2 separate regions of the Homo sapiens genome follow, and region 1 is linked to region 2. Evidence: read pairs that join two places in POLR2A ChIA-PET (ENCODE). Cell type or tissue: GM12878. All regions are shown on one strand. Each heading gives the region's core, and the rest is flanking DNA. Links, peaks and the distances in the headings are about the cores only.

What was found. ChIA-PET counts read pairs that join two places held together with the same protein. Peaks named below come from ENCODE experiments on the same cell type or tissue, not always from the same donor. Only the 100,000 strongest peaks of a DNase experiment are listed, where the experiment ranks them.
Region 1: POLR2A ChIA-PET joins it to region 2 with 8 read pairs; 3 of 35 experiments call an interaction of 5 or more read pairs at or near these places.

Annotation. Positions count from the first base shown.
Region 1 is chr12:98,677,656-98,689,125 of GRCh38, forward strand. APAF1 (apoptotic peptidase activating factor 1) reads left to right here. Exons shown (of 27, transcript NM_181861.2): 14 at 2,622-2,747; 15 at 5,488-5,619; 16 at 9,093-9,218. Among named protein-coding and RNA genes, the nearest start is that of APAF1, 38 kb to the left of the region's middle. RefSeq lists an enhancer at 572-1,143. In GM12878, for the core only: no CTCF peak of the experiment used is centred there; no DNase peak of the experiment used is centred there.
Region 2 is chr12:98,518,950-98,527,292 of GRCh38, forward strand. The region is part of intron 1 of TMPO (thymopoietin); the gene reads left to right. Among named protein-coding and RNA genes, the nearest start is that of TMPO-AS1, 6.9 kb to the left of the region's middle. In GM12878, for the core only: no CTCF peak of the experiment used is centred there; no DNase peak of the experiment used is centred there; H3K4me3 peaks cover 2,877 bases; H3K27ac peaks cover 306 bases.

The sequences.
Region 1 (11,470 bases), core at 3,018-7,017, 160 kb after region 2:
TAACAGAGGAATCCAGCTCTCTTGAACATTTTATTAAAGGTTTCTCTAGAGATTTAAAAGATACAGTTACATGTTTTCCTAATTCTAAACTTACAGGTGGTAAGGAAGTGCCCTTTACCCTGCCAGTCAGTTCCCAGCCATCCATTTGTCAGCTAAGGGTAGTGAGGAAATAATTGTTAGAAGACGTAGGGCTTCATAGCACAGGGAATAGGGCTGTGATTAAAAAACAGTGATTAGGAAAATACCTATTTTATCAAAGTCTTAGGCATAGGTTTTTTTCTTGTAAATAGGAACTGGACTAGACTATTTCCTAAGTTGTTTTAAAGAATTTCCTTTAAGATTCCCTTTGTTTTCAGAAAATATTAATGAGTACTTTTCTTTATGTTTGTGTTCTGCCTTTTGATTTTGCAGAGAACATGATGAAATTAGTTAAAACTTGTATTTAGGATACTTTTAGTCTTTGCAAGATTATGACTCCATAGCTTATGTCTATATGTGTACTTTATTACTAATTTTATTAATCTTGGCTTTTGAGTTCCAGAGAGAATGCATATTAAATGAAATGTTTTATTTGATTGTTAAGAATTTGCCAAAATAGTCTCAAGAGCTGAAGCTGTGCTCTGACACTTCTTTTTGATGGCAGCGGCGGGCTGCCTGGAGTGGCTGCTGCCATCATGCTGGCTGCAGCAGGGAGGCGCAGCTGGGGCTGCATGCTCTGTGGAGCTGGCGGTAGCTGGGGACAAGCAGGAACCCTACCCCTTCTGAATTGGGGCAGGAGCTCCTGGTTCCTGCTGTAGCCGCCCAAGCCACAGCTGTGGACCTGGGAACCCGCTCCATGGAGCAGGCCAGAGCCCTGCCCTCCTGGGTGTAGCTGTAGCCGCCCAAACCACAGCTGCAGGCTCGGGCCTCCGGCTCCACAGAGCAGGCAGGACCCCTTCCCCCTGGTGCAGCTGTAGCTGCCCAAGCGGTGGCTGCAGACTCAGGCATCCCTGTACTCTTGGGGGACCTGGAAGGACCCCCTGCCCTTGTAGGCTTGGAAGTGCCTGCTCCCGCTGCCTGACTTCTCCCTACTGTTGGCACCCACTCTGATCTTAGAGCAAAGCTGGGGCTGAGCCTGGGTGCTGTTGCAGCCCGGCCAGATGTGCACATGCTTGGGGCAGTGCTGACATGCCAGCCCCCTGCCGCCTCGGCCCCCTCCGGACTTTGGGTGCTGATGAGCATAGGAGGGAAGCCAAGGGGGTGCTGAGGGCAGTTTGATACTGGCCTGCAGGCTCCCCTTGGCACCTACAGCCTGGGTGCCATTCATGGCAGCAGGAGGCAGACAGGTTCCTGGGTGGAAGGGGGCGGGTCACCAATGAGGCCCCACCTTCAGGCCACAAAGGGCCTGAAGACTGGGGGCTGGGCTGCTGGTGTGGACTGAATGGACTGGAGTGGGAACTTATAGTGCCTTTTCCAGGCTTGCCCATGTCTGCCCATGGACCAGTTGGCATGTACTTCCTCCCTTCTGAAGCCCATAAAAGCCTCGGGCTTAGCCAGTGCTGAGCAGACACTGGGACAACCAGCTGCAGAGAGGAGCAACCCACTCTAGTGCCCCCTCTTTGCTGAGAGCTGTGCAGATGACAGGAGGACCAGCTGCAGAGAGGAGCTACCCTCTCTGCTGATAGCTGAACACTTGTCAGGAGGACTTGCCTAGCAGAGAGGAGCTACCCTCTCCTGAGCTGTGGAAAGGAGCTGCCCCCCGCAGGTTTATTGAGCTATTTTATCGCTCAATAAAGCTCCTGTTTGTCTTGCTCACCTTCCACCTGTCAGCGTACCACATTCTTCCTGGTTGTAGGACAAGAACTTGGGATCCCACTGAATGGTGAGGCTAAAAGAGCTGTAACACAAACAGGGCTGAGACATGCCCCTTGCTTGCCGCATTGCAAGTGAAGATAAGTAAAGAAAAGCTGCGGCCCTTCGGGGAGCCCAGACTTGGGAGCTCCCCAAGCTAGGGCTGTGACTCCCTCTTTGGGGCCCCGCGGTTCCTGGCATCTCCAAGCTTCTGGGCACCACCGTGTTCCCCGGTGCCAGCGTGTAAGCTGCTTGTGGTGTGCCTGGTCCAGCCACAGCCTCACAGAGAGCCAGAGCCCATGCTGGCACCTGGAGCTGCCTGCCCCGCTGCAGCAGTCAGCACGTCTGTGCGCAGTGGCTGGACCCCACGCTCACTCACACACGCCTCGCTGTTCCACGCCTGACTCGCCCTTGGCAGGCTTGGGACCCAGGCTGGTAGTGTGAGCTGAATGCAGCCTGTCAGGCCAAGTGGGTGAAACAAGACCAGTGGGCCCAAGCAAAACTTGGGCAAAGGCGCCACCGGCCACAGAAGTTTCTGGCCAGAAAATCAACACCCCAAAGATCCTGTAACATTTTCATTGATATTTACAAACATGTAACAGTGAATAGTTCTCTAGTTATGTGAAGGCATACACATTCTGACAGAAATTCTGATTTTGGGAGTAGCTTTGCCAAGGTTCCTTTCTGTTTTGCAAAATGACAATGATTAAACTCACTTAAAGATTTTTATTGAATGATGACCAGTAGTTAAGCAGTTTATTATAAAAAATATTTTATTGTTACTTGTGCAGGTGTTCAAAGCTGAAACAGGAGAGAAACTTCTAGAAATCAAGGCTCATGAGGATGAAGTGCTTTGTTGTGCATTCTCTACAGATGACAGATTTATAGCAACCTGCTCAGTGGATAAAAAAGTGAAGGTAGGAAAATCTTTTCCTCTTGAGTTGTAATCACAACAGAATTCATTTTATTTTTCCATGATCATGAGACCAGAGTAAGTAGAGTTAAAGGACTCTCACCTGTTGATCTACTAACCTGATTCATTGTAAATTAACACTATCTGAAAATTCTTTACTTTTTTTTAAAGAGACAGGATTTTGCTCTGTGACCCAGGCTGGAGGGCAGTGGCATGATCATAGCTCACTGTAAACTCCAATTCCTGGGCTCAAGTGATCCTCCTGCCACAGCCTTCCAAAGTGTTAGGATTATAGGTATGAGCCACTGTGCGTGGCCTGAAAATTCTTTATTTTTAAACACCAGCAAAAATGCCTAGGTTGATCACCTCAGGATTAAACAAGCAGTGGGGAAAAGCAATGACAAATTAGTGAGTTTGTCTTCCATTAATAGACAAGTCCATGGGTTAAATATCAGTTGAAATCTTTGAGTGCATTGTGATTAGGAGTGTTGCTGCACAAACTTGGGGATTCCTGTTGTAAGATACAATTTTAAAATGCAACCCCAATTTTTTTAATTTGCTTATGAACTGGCTTATATATTCAGTGGAAAACCAGGTGGATGAACAAACTAATAATTACGTTACTGGTCTAAAAACATAAATAGAGAAAAGTAAACAGAGTAATTTTTACTTATTTATTTTGAGGCAGAGTCTTGCTCTGACACCCAGACTGGAGTGCAGTGGTACAATCTCGGCTCACTGCAATCTCTGCCTCCAGGATTCAATTGATTCTTATGCCTCAGCCTCTTGAGTAGCTGAGATCACAGGTGTGCACCACCATGCCCAGCTAATTTTTGTAGTTTTGGTAGAGACAGAGTTTTGCCATGTTGGTCAGGCTGGTATTGAACTTCTGGCCTCAAGTGATCCGCCTGCCTTTGACTCCCAAAGTGCTGAGATTATAGGCATGAGCCACTGTGCCCCGCCAGAGAGTAATTTTTATTTTTGTTAAGTATTCTCTTGTTCCTAAATTTGGCTTCTACCAGGAGCATTTATACTAATATAGAATTCAAGAGAAACTGAAGGCTTGTGGGGGTTATCACTGATATATGGAAGACAGACCTTACTTTAACCCTTTTTCAAAGGGGTTAAATCTGGAGTACTGGATGTAGCTAGGTGGAGTGGGCAAGAAATTTGCCTTGGGTGTTTTCCTGAAGTTTTCACCTACTGGAAGAGGGCTATGGAATGTCCAGACTAAATTTGAGACCTTGGAAAAATCTACCTCTTGATAGATTGGACTCGTGGCTTAACCAACAGTTAATTCACTCTGTAGTGTCTACTCTGACTCTGAGTCAGACTTGGAGGTGGCCACTGAGGGCAGTTCTAAAGTCAGAGCTACATGGAGTAAAAGGAAATAATAATGAGTTTCTGTTTTCTAAGCCAGAGGTAGAAATACCTATTAAAGAACTTTAAAATAAGATAAACTCTCTGGACCTCTGGGGATTCTAATCAGTGCTTTGATAACATACAAAGGAAATGCCAAAGGACATTAGTACCTCTAAAAAGTCAAAATCCCAGTGAAGGTTCATTAGGTAATTTATTTCTTTTGTTTGTTGTTATATGGCATAGACTGCTTAGTTGTCTTACATAGTAACTAGAATGATGATTAATTTTTTTGTTTTTTTTTTTTTTTTTTTGAGACGGAGTCTCGCTCTTTCGCCCAGGTTGAACTGCAGTGGCGCTATCTCGGCTCACTGCAAGCTCCGACTCCCGGGTTCATGCCATTCTCCTGCCTCAGCCTCCCGAGTAGCTGGGACTACAGGCGGCCGCCACCGCGCCTGGCTAATTTTTTGTATTTTTAGTAGAGACGGGGTTTCACCATGTTAGCCAGGATGGTGTTGATCTCCTGACCTCGTGATCTGCCCGCCTCGGCCTCCCAAAGTGCTGGGATTACAGGCGTGAGCCACCGCGCCCGGCCTGATGATTACTTTTTACTGAAAACTGAACACTATAAGAGGCTATAAATACTACACACTTTGTCATATTACATTATCAATTTCCTGCTACAGCTTGCAGGGTTAAGTGTCGATCCCGTTTACAGAAGAGGACGCAGATTCAGAGATGAAGTCTCTTGCTCAAGCTTACATTAAACTGGGAACAGTAATAGGGTTGAAAGCTGGGTTTCTCTCAGACTATAAAACCTTTATTTTTTTTAACTAAGCAATCTGCCTTTACTTATTTATATGGTACCTTGAAGTCCATAGAACACTTGTCATGTTCATTATCTCATTTGATATCTTAAATTGTGTGGGAGAGGTATAGATATCCCCATTTTACAGAAGAGGGAACTGAGATGCAGGTAAGTTAGGGATTTGTGACACACAAGTCATAAGTGGTAGAGCCAGCTCTTGGGCTCAACCCTTCTGACCAGAAATCTATTATGCTAACCTCTTTAAAGCACTTCTCTGCCTGCTTTCATTCATATAAACATGTGAAATCTTGCCCTTAAGAAATGTCATGTGTTCATGACACTCTAGTTATGCTATAGGTACATATATGTATATTTGCAAATAATTTTTTTTAAACATTAAGGCAAAATATTGCCATATTTTAGAAAGGGGAGAGGTTTCATTAGCATCTTGTCCAACTAGGAAAATCTGCTATGACAGGATAAGATAGCATTTGCAAAGCAATGGACATTGCTTTGCCCCTCTGTTCTCCCTTTGAAAATAATGGATATTTGTAAATTTTTTCTCTTTTCTCTTTAGATTTGGAATTCTATGACTGGGGAACTAGTACACACCTATGATGAGCACTCAGAGCAAGTCAATTGCTGCCATTTCACCAACAGTAGTCATCATCTTCTCTTAGCCACTGGGTCAAGTGACTGCTTCCTCAAAGTAAGTGTGGATATTGAGAATTAGGTAGATAAATTTGATTCGTACATCAGAGTATCTCCTTTGATTTTCTTATGTATACTACTATTAGGACTTTCTGGTCACAATGATAGAAACTACAATAATATATTAGCTGAAGCAAAAAAAAAATAGCTTAAAAATATTTTATTGGCTCATGTAACTGAAAAGTCTAGAGGGAGCATGGCTTCAGGCATAGCTGACTCCAAATGCTTAAACTGTGTTCTCAGGCTCTACCTCCCTTTCCATCTCCAGAGTCTTGACTTCCTCTGTGTTGGTTCAGGCATGCTCTTTCTGTGGCAGAAAATGTGGCTACCTTACAGCTCACAATCACAGAGTAAGAGAAATGTGCTCTCTCCTAGAACCCATAGATCTAATTTTAGAGAAGCCTTTATTTGACTCATTTTGGCTTACATGCTCATAGCTAGGGTAACCCCAGTGGACAGTAGGATGGAATCCTTGGATTGTCCAAGGGTCACAAGTTTAGTTATATGGAAGTGGGACAAATGAGTGAGGTCAACTCTACTTGAATCGTAAGTAGAGCTTAATTCAAAAGAGAGTTCTGTTATCACAGAGAGGAGGGAGAAAAGGTGCTGGTAGGAAAGATAACCAAAAACAGAAATTCATTCCACATATGCTTTGTAATGTTTGATTGTATCTTTTTTTCCTCTTAAGTGGATAAAGATAGCTAGATTACCTTTTCTGGAATCCCAGAAAGATCTGCTAACTTTTTTTGAATTGTTTTTTGGTTTGATTTCAAACCTTTCTTCCTTGATACCATACCATCTTTGCAATTGAACATGATATTTTTGAGAGGGGTAGTAAAAGACATTTCAGTTTGGAAAACTTCATAGACTCTATGTTTTGACATTTAAATAAATTATTAGAAAAATTATCTTTAGAAAGTACTGAAACAGTTATTGAAAATTGCCGTCTCCATCCCCCTGTTCAGGAAGCTAAATTTTTATTTATTTATTTATTTTTTCAGAAGAAAAAATTATACAGAAGCTCAGTGTGTATAAGAGTTAAAGCTTGCTGCTCTGGCTGAATGGGACCTACATTTCTTCTTGACTCTCTCTTCCTCCCCCTTTCCCTCTCCTCTCTCTCTCTCCCTCTATCCCTTTCCCTTCCTGTCACCTTCCCTTCCTCTTGACCTTCCTTTCTCTCCTCCTCCCTCTCTTCTTCTGTCTCCTCCTCCTCCTCCCTCCTCCTCCCCCCACCCCCCCTCTCATTCTCTCTCATTCCCTTTCATCTCTAACCTCTCCGCACCACATAGTGCTCTTTAGGCATATTTATGTTTATAGAATCCCAAGGACCCTGCAGAGCACAATTTGAAAACACTGGATTGGACCAAAATTACAGAGTAATGTAGTAACATAAAATTATATCACAGTTATGGTTCACTTTTACTCAAAAAAACTTGGCCCTATTTGAATAAATGTACCACTAAAAAAAAATAAGACTGTTATACTATTTACGACTAATTTTTGATGTTGCTTTTGGCATTTTGTAGGTTGAGGAAATAAATACAGGAAAAAACCTCTGCCATGTGGGAGGGGGTTATTGGTTAGTAAGCCATTTTAATTAAGGACAAGGTTTACTTTAAGATGTGCTATACTACCTATATTACCATAAGGACTATTAGGATGCATTTCTTGTGATTCTTGAGCAGAGAGAAGCCAGTGAAAATATGTAATTGTGAAGCTGCCTTCATGTAACTTGCTTTATCTGAAGAATTGAGTTTATCTAGGACTGGGATAAAGGAGTCAAAGATAGAAGTGGACATGAGGAACAGTATATATCTCACTTACTAATCATTTCTAAATAATTTTTGCCAAAACTAACATTTAGCAATAATTGATTTCTTCTTCTGGGTTTAATCTTATTAGCATAAATCACCAGAGATGACTATAATCCCTTTTATTTGCATTTTTTATACTTTCCAAACCTACCCAAAGAGAGGAGATATAATATAAACCCCTGTGGTATCCATCATTTAGTTTCAACAATTATCAGTATTTTGTCAATCTTATTTTATAAATACCCCTCCCTTTTTTTTTTTTTTGAGATGGCATCTTGCTCTGTCGCCAGGCTGGAGTGCAGTGGCACGATCTTGGCTCACTGCAACCTCTGCCTCCCGGGTTCAAGCGATTTCCCTGCCTCAGCCTCCTGAGTAGCTGGGACTACAGGTGCCGTGCCACCATGCCTGGCTAATTTTTTGTATTTTAGTAGAGATGGGTTTTCATTATGTTGGCCAGGATGGTCTCAATCTCCTGATCTTGTGATCGCCTGCCTCAGCCTCCCAAAGTGCTAGGATTACAGGTGTGAGCCACCACGCCCAGCTTATAAACTCCTCCACTTTTTTGAATAGAGTCTTCCTCTATCACCCAGGCTGGAGTGCAGTGGAGCGATCTTGGCTCATTGCAACCTCTGCCTCCTGGGTTCAAGCAATTCTTATGCCTCAGCCTCCCAAGTAGCTGGGATTACAGGCATGGGCCACCACTCCCAGCTAATTTTTTGTGTTTTTAGTAGAGATGGGGTTTTGCTATGGTGGTCAGGCTGGTCTTGAACTCCTGACCTCAGGTGATACGCCCACCTCAGCCTCCCAAAGTGCTGGGATTACAGGGGTGAGCCGCCATGTCCAGCCTGAATAGAGGATTTTACAGCAAGTCCTAAATATGTCATTTCACCCAAAATATTTAAGCATGCATCTCAGAGATCTTAAATATAAATACTATGTTTATTATCATACCATACTATTATCACACCTAACATAATAAAATATAGTTTTGTAATATACTTGGTCCATGTTCACTTATTCCATATTCTCAAAACATGCATTTCTATCATGTTTGTTGGAATCAGAATCCAAACAAACTTTATGTAGCATTTGTTCTGCCTCTTAAGTCTCTTTTATTCTATTAAAGTTCCCTTTTTCCTCTGACTGCTTTCTTATACCATTGATTTATTAGAGCAATTTAGTCATTTGTCCCATGGAATGTGCCATATTTTGGATTTGGTTAATTGCTTCCTAGAGGTGGTACTTGACTTGCTCCACCATTTTTAGGGTTGGATAACCTGACATTTAAAAAATATGGGGGTAATTTATATTACATATTACTTATTGTGGCTTTTTGTAACTGAGTAAAATAATAATGATTCTAAACCACTCCGTTGAAATAAGTAGTAATTGTTTAGTTAGTTATTTAGTACTCAGCCTAAAAACCTCGGTGAGCCTTTGAGTCCCTTAGTCGATTTACATGCTGATCTAAAGGCTGCCCCATTGCTTGTTAATCACAAGTTCATTTTTGTGTTTGATACGTTTGTGTTACTGTGAATTAAACATCATTCTGTAATCAAAAAGCTTAAATGAGAGAAAAGGAAGAACTTCACATGATTTCTGATGTTTCCCCACTCAATACTAGTTGTTTATTTATCTTTTTTTCTTTCACAAATAGCTTTGGGATTTGAATCAAAAAGAATGTCGAAATACCATGTTTGGTCATACAAATTCAGTCAATCACTGCAGATTTTCACCAGATGATAAGCTTTTGGCTAGTTGTTCAGCTGATGGAACCTTAAAGGTATGCTTTTGTACACTATTAAAATAGGTTGTATTTTATGGAAAGTCTTATGATTTGATTATAGAAATAGGTTTCTGTTTTTTCACATTTCTACAGAAAGAGCCTGCTTCTTTCAATTTCCAGGAGCATATTTAATGTAACTGTAATTGCTTATCGTAATGATTGTTTATGAATGGTGTACAACCTAATGCTTAAAGTTCTATAATGTAGGCTGGGTGCGGTGGCTCACGCCTGTAATCCCAGCACTTTGGGAGGCCGAGGTGGGTGGATCACAAGGTCAGGAGTTCAAGACCAGTCTGGCTAAGATGGTGAAACCCCGTCTCTACTAAAAATACAAAAATTAGCTGGGTGTGGTGGTGAGTGCCTGTAATCCCAGCTACTTGGGAGGCTGAGGCAGAGAATTGCTTGAACCCGGGAGGTGGAGGTTGCAGTGAGCTGAGATCACGCCACTCCACTCCAGCCTGGGCGACAGAGTGAGACTCCGTCTCAAAAAAAAAAAAAAAAGTTCTGTAATGTAGAATTTTTATTCTTTTAATTTGAATTCTTAAATTTTAAGTGTACATTTTGTTTCAAGCATATGTTCATAAAATATTTTGAGATCTGTTTTAGTTTATTTTGTGCTTCTATAATTTATGTTGTGCTTCTATAAATTGTGAGTAATTTATAAAGAATGGAGATTTATTTCTTACAGTTCTGGGGGAGAGGGTACCAGCAGAGAAGGGAGAGAGTGAGGAGGCGGCTGAACTTATCCATTTATCAGGAACCTAGGTAATAGCATTAATCCATTCATGAGGGTAGCGCCCTCATGACCTAATCACTTTTGAAGGTCCCATCTCTCAATACTTGCATCAGGGATTAAGTATTTAATACATGAACTTTGGGGGACACGTTTAAACCACAGCAAGATCTATGGGTCAGGTTTGTAAAGGATCTGGCTTTTGTTTTTGTTTTTGTTTTTGAGACAGTCTCACTCTGTCGCCCAGGCTGGAGTACAATGGTGTGATCTTGGCTCACTGCAGCCTCTGCCTCCTGGGTTCAAGCGATTCTCGTGCCCCAGTCTCCCAAGTAGATAGGAGTACAGGCGCCTGCCACCAAGCCTGGCTAATTTTTGTATTTTTAGTAGAGACGGAGTTTCACCACGTTGGCCAGTCTGGGGACCTGTTTTTACTTATAATTTATTCATTCTGCCTTTTATATTATTGCTTTCTTGTTTTTGAGAAGCCACAAGGTAGGAAAAATGCAAGAGTTAGGGAAAAAAGCTTATTCAGCCTTCTGAAATTTATAGGCCTAAAAAAATGAAATAATTCTTCCTCAAATCCCCACCTTCTCCAATAAGATTCCCAATTCCACTTTATTATTCCTGTCTCTATTGTCTCTCCTGTTTATTGACTGTCCTTTCTTTCTTTGGTCTTAAGATCAACCCATCTTTGACATTGTTGTCTCTTGGTCTACATTTTTCCCTCTTGTTCTGTAGTAGTTGCTCTAGTTCAGGCTGTTGTCTGCTCATGCCTGATAGCAACCATCTAAGATGCATTCTGCATCTCTTCTTATCTAAGTTCAGAGATACTAGAATAACCTTCTACCACTGTTTTCTTTCTTTTTTTTTTTTTTTTTTGGAGACAGAGTCTCACTCTTTCACTCAGGCTGGAGTGCAGTGGTACCATCATGGCTCACTGCAGCCTTCACTTCTGGTCTCAAGCAGTCCTCGTACTTCAGCCTCTCAAGTAACTGGAATCACAAGCATGTGCCATCACACCTGGCGAAATTTTTTTTTTTTTTTTTTTTTTAGAGATAGGATCTTACTATGTTGCCCATGCTTGTCTCCAGCTCCTGGGCTCAAGCAATCCCAGTGCTGGGATTATAGGCGTGAGCCACCAAGCCTAGCCTACCACTCTTTTCTTTTTTCTTTTCTTTTCTTTTTCTTTACTCTTCTCTTTTCTTTCTTTCTTTCTTTTTTTTGAAACAGGGTCTTATTCTGTTGTCTAGGCTGGAGTGCAGTGGCCTGATCCTGGCCCACCACAGTCTATCTCCTGGGCTTAGATGATCCTCCCACCTCAGCCTCTTGAGTAGCTGGGACTGCAAGTGCCTGCTACCATGCCCAGCTAATTTTTTGTACTTTTATTAGAGATGGGGTTTTGCCTATGTTTCCCAGGCTGGTCTGAAACTCCTGGGCTCGAGTAGTCTGCCTGCCTTGGCCTCCTGAAGTGCTGAGATTATAGGAGTGAGCCACTGCATCCGGCCCTACCACTATT
Region 2 (8,343 bases), core at 54-4,053:
TGGCTCACTGCAAGCTCTGCCTCGTGGGTTCATGCCATTTTCCTGCCTCCGCCTCCCGAGTAGCTGGGACTACAGGCGCCCGCCACCACCCCCCAGCTAATTTTTTGTATTTTTAGTAGAGATGGGGTTTCACCGTGTTAGCCAGGATGGCCTCGATCTCCTGACCTCGTGATCCTCCCGTCTCGGCTTCTCAAAGTGCTGGGATTACAGGCGTGAGCCACCGCGCCCAGCCAAAATGAAGTAATTTTTGTTGTTGTTATTTTGTTTTGTTTGTTTTGTTCTGAGACGGAGTCTCCATTGCCCAGGTTGGAGTGCAATGGCCCGATTTCATCTCTGCCTCCTGGGTTCAAATGATTCTCCTGCCTCGACCTCCCGAGTAGCTGGGATTACAGGCGTATACTACTATACCCGGCTAATTTTTGTATTTTTAGTAGAGAAGGGGTTTCGCCATGTTGGCCAGGCTGGTCTGGAACACCTGACCTCAGGTGATCTGTCCCCCTGGGCTTTCCAAAGTGCTGGGAATGCAAGGATGAGCGACGGCACCCAGCCCAGAAGTCATGTTTTTTAGAGTACCTAGTAGGTCTATTGGCATGGTAATTAAGCTCTTTACGTTTCATTTAATTATTTCATCCATATAAAGAAAACTTACTTCATAATTACAGGTTTAAATGTCTTCTACCTGGAGTATTTAAAACTCAAGAGGTGTTTACCCTTGACTGAGCTTAATAGCCATGCCAACAACTTGAAGAAAAATATTGGTAGTCAGCGTCATTTTCTGTTTTAAAGTACGTTAAGTACAAGTGAGTTATAATTAGGAGTCTGTTCGATGTTTTTATCAGCCATAGGAAAAAATAATTTTAAGTTTACAGGAAAAGAAATTTATAATAATTTATGTGTAAAATTATTCATGTCAATTCCTCTTATATGTACTATATTTTACGTTTTGGTCATTTTTAGCCCCATATAAAAATAATACCAGGTCATATTTCTTTTTTTTTCTTTCTTTCTTTTTTTCTTTTTCTTTTTTTGAGATGGAGTCTTGCTCTGTCACGCAGCCTAGAGTGCAGTGGCGTGATGTCAGCTCACTGCAACCTCTGCCTCCCGGGTTCAAGCGATTCTCCTGCCTCAGCCTCCCAAGTAGCTGGGATTACAGGTGCCCACCACTGCGCCCGGCTAATTTTTGTATTTTTAGTGGAGACGGGGTTTCACCATCTTGGCCAGGCTGGTCTCAAACTCCTGACCTCAGTTGATCCACCCGCCTGAGCCTCCCAAAGTGCTGGGATTACAGGCATGAGCCACCGCGCCCGGCCAACCATATTTTTCCCTTCCTTCCTTCCTTCCTTCCTTCCTTCCTTCCTTCTGTGTGTGTGAGAGATGGAGTCTCACTCTGTCACCCAGGCTGGAGTGCAGTGGCATGATCTCGGCTCACTGCAACCTCTGCCTCCCAAATTCAAGCAATTCTCCTACCTCAGCCTCCTGAGTAGCTGGTATTACTTACAGGCACACACCACTACTCCTGGTTAATTTTTGTATTTTTAGTAGAGACAAGGTTTCACCATGTTGGTCAGGCTGGTCTCGAACTCCTGACCTCGTGATCCACCTGCCTCGGCCTCCCAAAGTGCTGGAATTACAGGAGTGAGCCACCTCACCCGGCCAATACCAGGTCTTATTTCTTTTTTCCTTTTTTTTTTTGAAACGGAGTCTCAGTCTGTCATCCCAGCTGGAGTGCAGTGGTGCAATCTCGGCTCCCTGCAAGCTCTGCCTAGCTGAGACTACAGGTGCCCGCCACCACGCCTGGCTAATTTTATGTATTTTTAGTAAAGACTGTTAGCCAGGATGGTCTCTATCTCCTGATCTGGTGATCTGCCCGCCTCGGCCTCCCAGAGTTCTGGAATTACAGGCATGAGCCACCGCTCCCGGCCTCCAGGTCATATTTCTTAAAGAATATTTATAATCTTCTGCATAATGGAGTGGTAAAAAGGAATAAAAGAATATTTATTTATATTATAGGAGAAAGCCAAATTATGTTTGAGAGTTGCAGATAAGGGAGATTTTTAACATTTTAAGACAAATCAAGCATTAATGTGGATTTGGCCAAGATTAACTATTTGCATGCATATACCTTCTATTTAATCATGGGTTTATGAGGAATTTTTTTTTTTTTTTTTTTTTTTTTGAGACGGAGTGTCGCTCTGTCACCCAGGCTGGACTGCAGTGGCGTGATCTCCACTCACTGCAAGCTCTGCCTCCTGGGTTCACGCCATTCTCCTGCCTCAGCCTCCCGATTAGCTGGGGCTACGTGGTGGCACCTGCCACCACCCCCGGCTAATTTTTTTGTATTTTTAGTAGAGACGGAGTTTCACTGTGTTAGCCAGGATGGTCTGGATCTCCTGATCTTCTGATCCTCCCGCCTCAGCCTCCCAGAGTGCTGGGATTACAGACGTGAGCCACCGTGCCCAGCCTATGGGGAACATTTTTAATTAAATAAGAAATTGTTTCATTTCAGCTTCTACCATAGTCTCTTGGATTCACTTGGTATAATGTGACAAAACTTTGCATGTTAAAAGTTTTGTTTTTATTTTGTTTTCTTATTTCTAAGCTTTTTATTTTATGTATCTTGCTACCAATATTTTTAGGTGTTGAAACTACCTAGATTGTGGACACAAAAATAAACATTTACAGAGTTGGCAGTCTGCCTTTTTGTTTTAAGAGGCAGAGCCTGAAGGTGTAGCTATTTGGATCTAGTGGAGCATAATATTCTTGAATGATCTGTTCTGGTGAATTATGAGTGTGTGTTTGAGAAGGAGTCTTGCGCTGTCATCCAGGCTGGAGTGCAGTGGCGCGATCTCGGCTCACTGCAACCTCCACCTCCCGGGTTCAAGTGATTCTCCTGCCTCAGCCTCCTGAGGAGCTGGGATTACAAGCGTGCACCACCATGCCCAGCTAATTTTTTTATTTTTAGTAGAGACAGTTTCACCATGTTGGTCAGGCCGGTCTCAAACTCCTTCCTGACTTTGTGATCTGCCCCCCTTAGCCTCCTAAAGTACTGGGATTACAGGCGTGAGCCACCACGCCTGTCTGTGTGTTTGTTTGTTTTTTTAAGAGATAGGGTCTCGCTCTGTCCCTCAGACTGTAGTGCAGTGGTATGATCATAGCTCACTGCAGCCTCAAACTCCTGGGCTCAAGCCTCTGGAATAGCTGGGACTACAGGTGTGTGCCACCATGCCTAGCTGATTTTTAAAATTTTTATAGAGATAGTCTCACTATGTTGACCAGGCTGGTCTTGAATTCCTGGCCTCAAGGGATCCTCCTGCTTAGGCCTCCCAAAGCGTTGGGATTGTAGGTGTGAGCTGCTGCTCCTGGCCAAATTATGAATTCTCAATAGGAAATATTTGAAGACCTGGAAAAGAACATAAAAGCATGCTACCAATAGGAAATGTTAATTAAATCACAAATTTACCACCACTGTATAATAAGGTGTTAAGTTTACAGACTTGTGAATAATAGAGTTATAGATTCAAATTCCAGGTCTGCCACTTATTCATATGACACTGAACAGTGTCTTAATCTAAGATCCTCTATTTTCACCTGAAATAGAGGAATAACCTAATAGCTACTTAATCAGATTGAGGAGTACATGCCATTGCATATGTGAAGTGTCTAGTGCTTAGTAATTAATAGCCATTAAATGATTTCTGAATTTTTGTCTTTAATGTCAGGGCAATATAGTGCAATGTTACTAAAATATAATTTTGGGAAACGAATAAGGTAGATAAGTGAAAGTGACATGTATATCATAGCATGCAGATTTCCTGAGTTAGTGAAGAGCATGCTTGAACCTCAGTTTTCTGAGTTGTCAGATGGGGATATTAGCATTTTATTCCATAGATTTTTAGGACTCTGTAAGTTAATGCAAAGACACTTGGAACACAACTCAGTACGTAATACATAATAAGTGCCCACTAGAATATATTGTTATGGTTCAACATCTTTATACTAGAGGTAGAGATTAAAGGAATTAGAGAAGCTCATCGGTGATATCATAGAGCTGTTGGGTTTTGAAGTTGAAAAATACGTTAGAGATCATCGGGTAGCATAGTAGGTACTATTTTTGAGTGAAACTCTTAAGTGATCTACTTAAAGGAACAAAGCTTTCTGGAGGCAGAATTTAATGCAACTGATGCTTCCTTTTTCCTGACTGAAACTGCTAATCATGTACAGCACACTGTCTCCTAATTTTTTATCCTTATTAAATCTGAGATTTATAAAATGACATCACTTTTCTGGAACTTTTTTCCTGACAGATTAAAAACCACATGTTTGACTGTGTGCAGTGGCTCACACCTGTAATCCCAGCACTTTGGGAGGCCGAGGCAGGTGGATCACCTGAGGTCAGGAATTCGAGACCAGCCTGGCCAACATGGTGAAATCCTGTCTCTTCTAAAAATACAAAAATTAGTTAGTCGGGTATGGTGTTGCGCGCTTGTAATTTCAGCTGCTTGGGAGGCTGAGGCAGGAGAATCTCTTGAACCTGGGAGATGGAGGGCATGCCACTGCACTCTAGCCTGGGCAACAGAGTGAGACTCCATCTCAAAAAAAAAAAAATCACGTTTTTGGTTTTAATTTATCTGACTTACCTTATGTAGATTTGTTGGTCACTTATTTAAGATATCTTTGTTCAGCTGATGTTTTTCATTATGTTTGAAGGAAATATAATTGATTTTCTTTCTTTCTTTTTTTTCTTTAGGCGAAGTCTGGCCTTATCACCCAGGCTGGAGTGCAGTGGCGCAATCTTGGCTCGCTGCAATCTCCGCCTCCCCAATTCAAGTGATTCTCCAGCCTCAGCCTGCCGAGTAGCTAGGACTATAGGCGTGTGCCATCACACCTGGCTAATTTTTGTATTTTTAGTAGAGATGGGGTTTCACCGTGTTGGCCAGGCTGGTCTCAAACTCCTGACCTCAACGGGAGATCCTCCCTCCTCGGCCTCCCAAAGTGCTAGAATTACAGACATGAGCCACTGCCGAGAATTGGTTTTTACTTAGATTTGATAGGCCTGTTATTTCTAATAAGAAATGGATTTTCAAAAATAAATTACTTTTTCCTTCCCCAGATTTGACAAAACATTTATCAGGGGGCTATTCCTGTATCAGTCTTTTTAGAAATGTTTAGATGCTTGGAATAAGAATATGAGGATGATAGTGCGTCTGCTTTCTGTTGCTTGCCTCAATGCTGCATCCAGATCACCTGGGCTACACAATTACAAACAGATTATCTGGCCCAAGGTGAAGAATCAGAAATGGGTAAGACCTTTCCAAATAGAGGTAACAAGAGTTAAGATTTTGGGCTGGGTGCTGTGGCTCACGCCTGTAATCCCAGCACTTTGGAAGGCTGAGGTGGGCAAATCACGAGCTCAGGAGTTTGAGACTAGCCTGGCCAAAATGGTGAAACCCTGTCTCTACTGAAAGTACAAAAATTAGCTGGGCGTGGTGGCATGCACCTGTAGTCCCAGATACTCAGGAGGCTGAGGCAGGAGAGTTGCTTGAACCTGGGAGGCAGAAGGTTGCAGCAAGGCAAGATGGCGCTACTGCACTCCAGCCTGGGCGAGAGAGTTAAGAGACTCCACCTTGAAAAAGAAAAAAAAAAAAGAGTTAAGATTTTTTTTGAGACAGAGTCTTGCTCTATCGCCCAGGCTGGAGGGCAGTGGCATGATGTCGACTCACTGCAACCTCCGCCTCCCAGATTCAAGCAATTCTCCTGCCTCAGCTTCCCAGGTAGCTGGGATTACAGGCATGTGCCACCACACCCGGCTAATTTTTGCATTTTTAAAAGAGACGGGGTTTCACCGTGTTGGCCATGCTGGTCTCGAACTCCTGACTTCAAGTGATCCACCCACCTTGGTCTCCCAAAGTGCTGGGATTACAGGCATGAGCCACTGCACCTGGCCCAAAGAGATTTCTTGAAAACCTCTCAGGCGGGTTTGAAAAGTTGGAATTTCCTGGATGTTTTATTGATAGTAAATTTGAACATTCTCGTGGTAGTGGGGATTATGTACAAATAATTTGAACCTGATTGATTGTTTTTCCATGTTTTATTTTTATTTTAAGCATTATTTAGTTTTTCTGTACTACCTGACTGCACTTTTTGGAAAATTTGAGTAAGTCAGTAACATAGGATTAAGTTTGTTTGATTAAATCTTTTCTTGAAAGAAATAAGTCTTAGAACTCTTAGACCCTAGGCAACTATTTGGATATTATGGTGTGGGTTGCTTCCAGATATGAGCCTGACAGTTCTAGGTCAGTGCAATGTATGTGAATTAAAGCCTGCTAAAAGTACTCTCACTGTAACTCTCCACAGCCGTCTATTTAAGATTTCTCGTAAGTTGACATAATTGTTCTTATGAGCAGCTATTTTTTTGGTGAAGGTTTTTTGGCTTCTGATTATAGAATGATTAGCCATTAGCAGCTTTTTAAAAAGAATTTCTCATATCTTGCTTTATTTGAAGTATTTCAGGCCAGGTTCCATGGCTCACGCCCGTAATCCTAGGACTTTGGGAGGCTCAGGCGGGCATAACATTTGGGGTCAGGAGTTCAAGACCAGCCTGGCCAACATGCTGAAACCCCGTCTCTACTAAAAATACAAAAATTAGCCGGGCGTGGTGGTGCACACCTGTAATCCCAGCTACTCAGGAGGCTGAGGCAGGAGAATCACTTGGACCTTGGATGCAGAGGTTGCAGTGAGCCAAGATTGCGCCACTGCACTCCAGCCTGGATAAGAGTGAGGCACAGTCTCAAAAAAAAAAAAAAAAAAGATTTGATTTGAGCCTGACAATTCTAGGTCAGAACATTTTTATTGTTAAAAACAGTAATTCCAGTACATAGTCAAATCATGACTGATTTTTCCCCCTAATATTATTGGAAAGTGAGCATTCCATACAACTTGATAATTTTAGCCTTTTTCGTAAAATTTACTTTGATGTTGCCATTGTTTAATTAGCCATTTTTTTGTTCAGTACTCTGATGTTTTTTCTGTGATCACTGAGGCATTTGTCAGGCTGTTTGCCACAGCCTTAAAAGGTATCCGTACTTTTGCTTCCTTTTTATTTGTTCAACCTTGGAAATTTATAGTTTTTCCAGTAAATACTGCCTTTGTAGAAATTAATTTTAAAACTTTCAAATTTTCCCTCAAAGTTTGTTTCAAGTTATTTTGACTATTTTTAGTAAACTGGTGGTACAGAAGTTAATCTGGTGACTAAACTGTGTCACAGGTGATAATTTAACCATGAAGTCTGTCAGATTTCCTTCCTAAGTCATAAACTAGCTACTAAAATAACTGTGTTACAAGGAGTTTACAGTCCTGTCTCCTATCCTTGGGGTGGAGATTGGTTCCAGGACCCGGCCATGGATATCAAACTCTGGGGATGCTTTAGTAAGTCCCTTAATATAAAGTGGTGTAGTAACCTACACACATCCTCCCTTATACTTCAGATCATCTCTAGATTACTTATAACGCCTAATACAATGTAAGTGCTATGTAAATAGTTGTTATACTGTATTTTTGTTAGTGTTTTTATTGTCGTATTGTCTTTTTTTTCCCCAAGTATTTTTGATCTGTGGTTGGTTGAATTCACATATGTAGAACCCAACTGTATTCATTTGGGAGAATGGAGAGCCAACTGTATTCATTTGGCCTTCTTAAGTTCTCATATGCTGTTTAAAGAAAATCATTTCTGGCCGGGCGCAGTGGCTCATGCCTGTAATCCCAGCACTTTGGGAGGCTGAGGTGGGCAGATAACGAGGTCAAGAGATCGAGACCATTCTGGCCAACATGTTGAAACCCCGTCTCTACTAAAAGTACAAAAATTAGCTGGGCGTGGTGGCGCACACCTGTACTCTCAGCTACTCGGGAGGCTGAGGCAGGAGAATCGCTTGAACCCGGGAGTCGGAGGTTGCAGTGAGCCAAGATTGCACCGCTGCGCTCCAGCCTGGCAACAGAGCGAGACTCCACCTCCAAAAAAAAAAGAAAAAGAAAAGAAAATCATTTCTATATATGTATCTAAGTGTAAGCCTGTATGGTAAAGTCTTAAACTTTCCTGGATTAATTTAAATTTTTAAGGATTATCAAAAAGTTAGTAAGTAGCATTCATGATCATTTAGATGAAAAATGTTAAGCCCAGTCTGGCTTTACTTTCCATGGTTCATGCTGATCTGTTTCCGTTGCCATTGGAGTTATATGCTTTAAGAAATGAAATATAATTTTTGGTTATTTAGGCTGTGTGCAGTGGTTTACAACTGTAATCCTAACACTTTGGGAGGCCAAGGTGGGCTGATCACTTGAGTCCAGGAG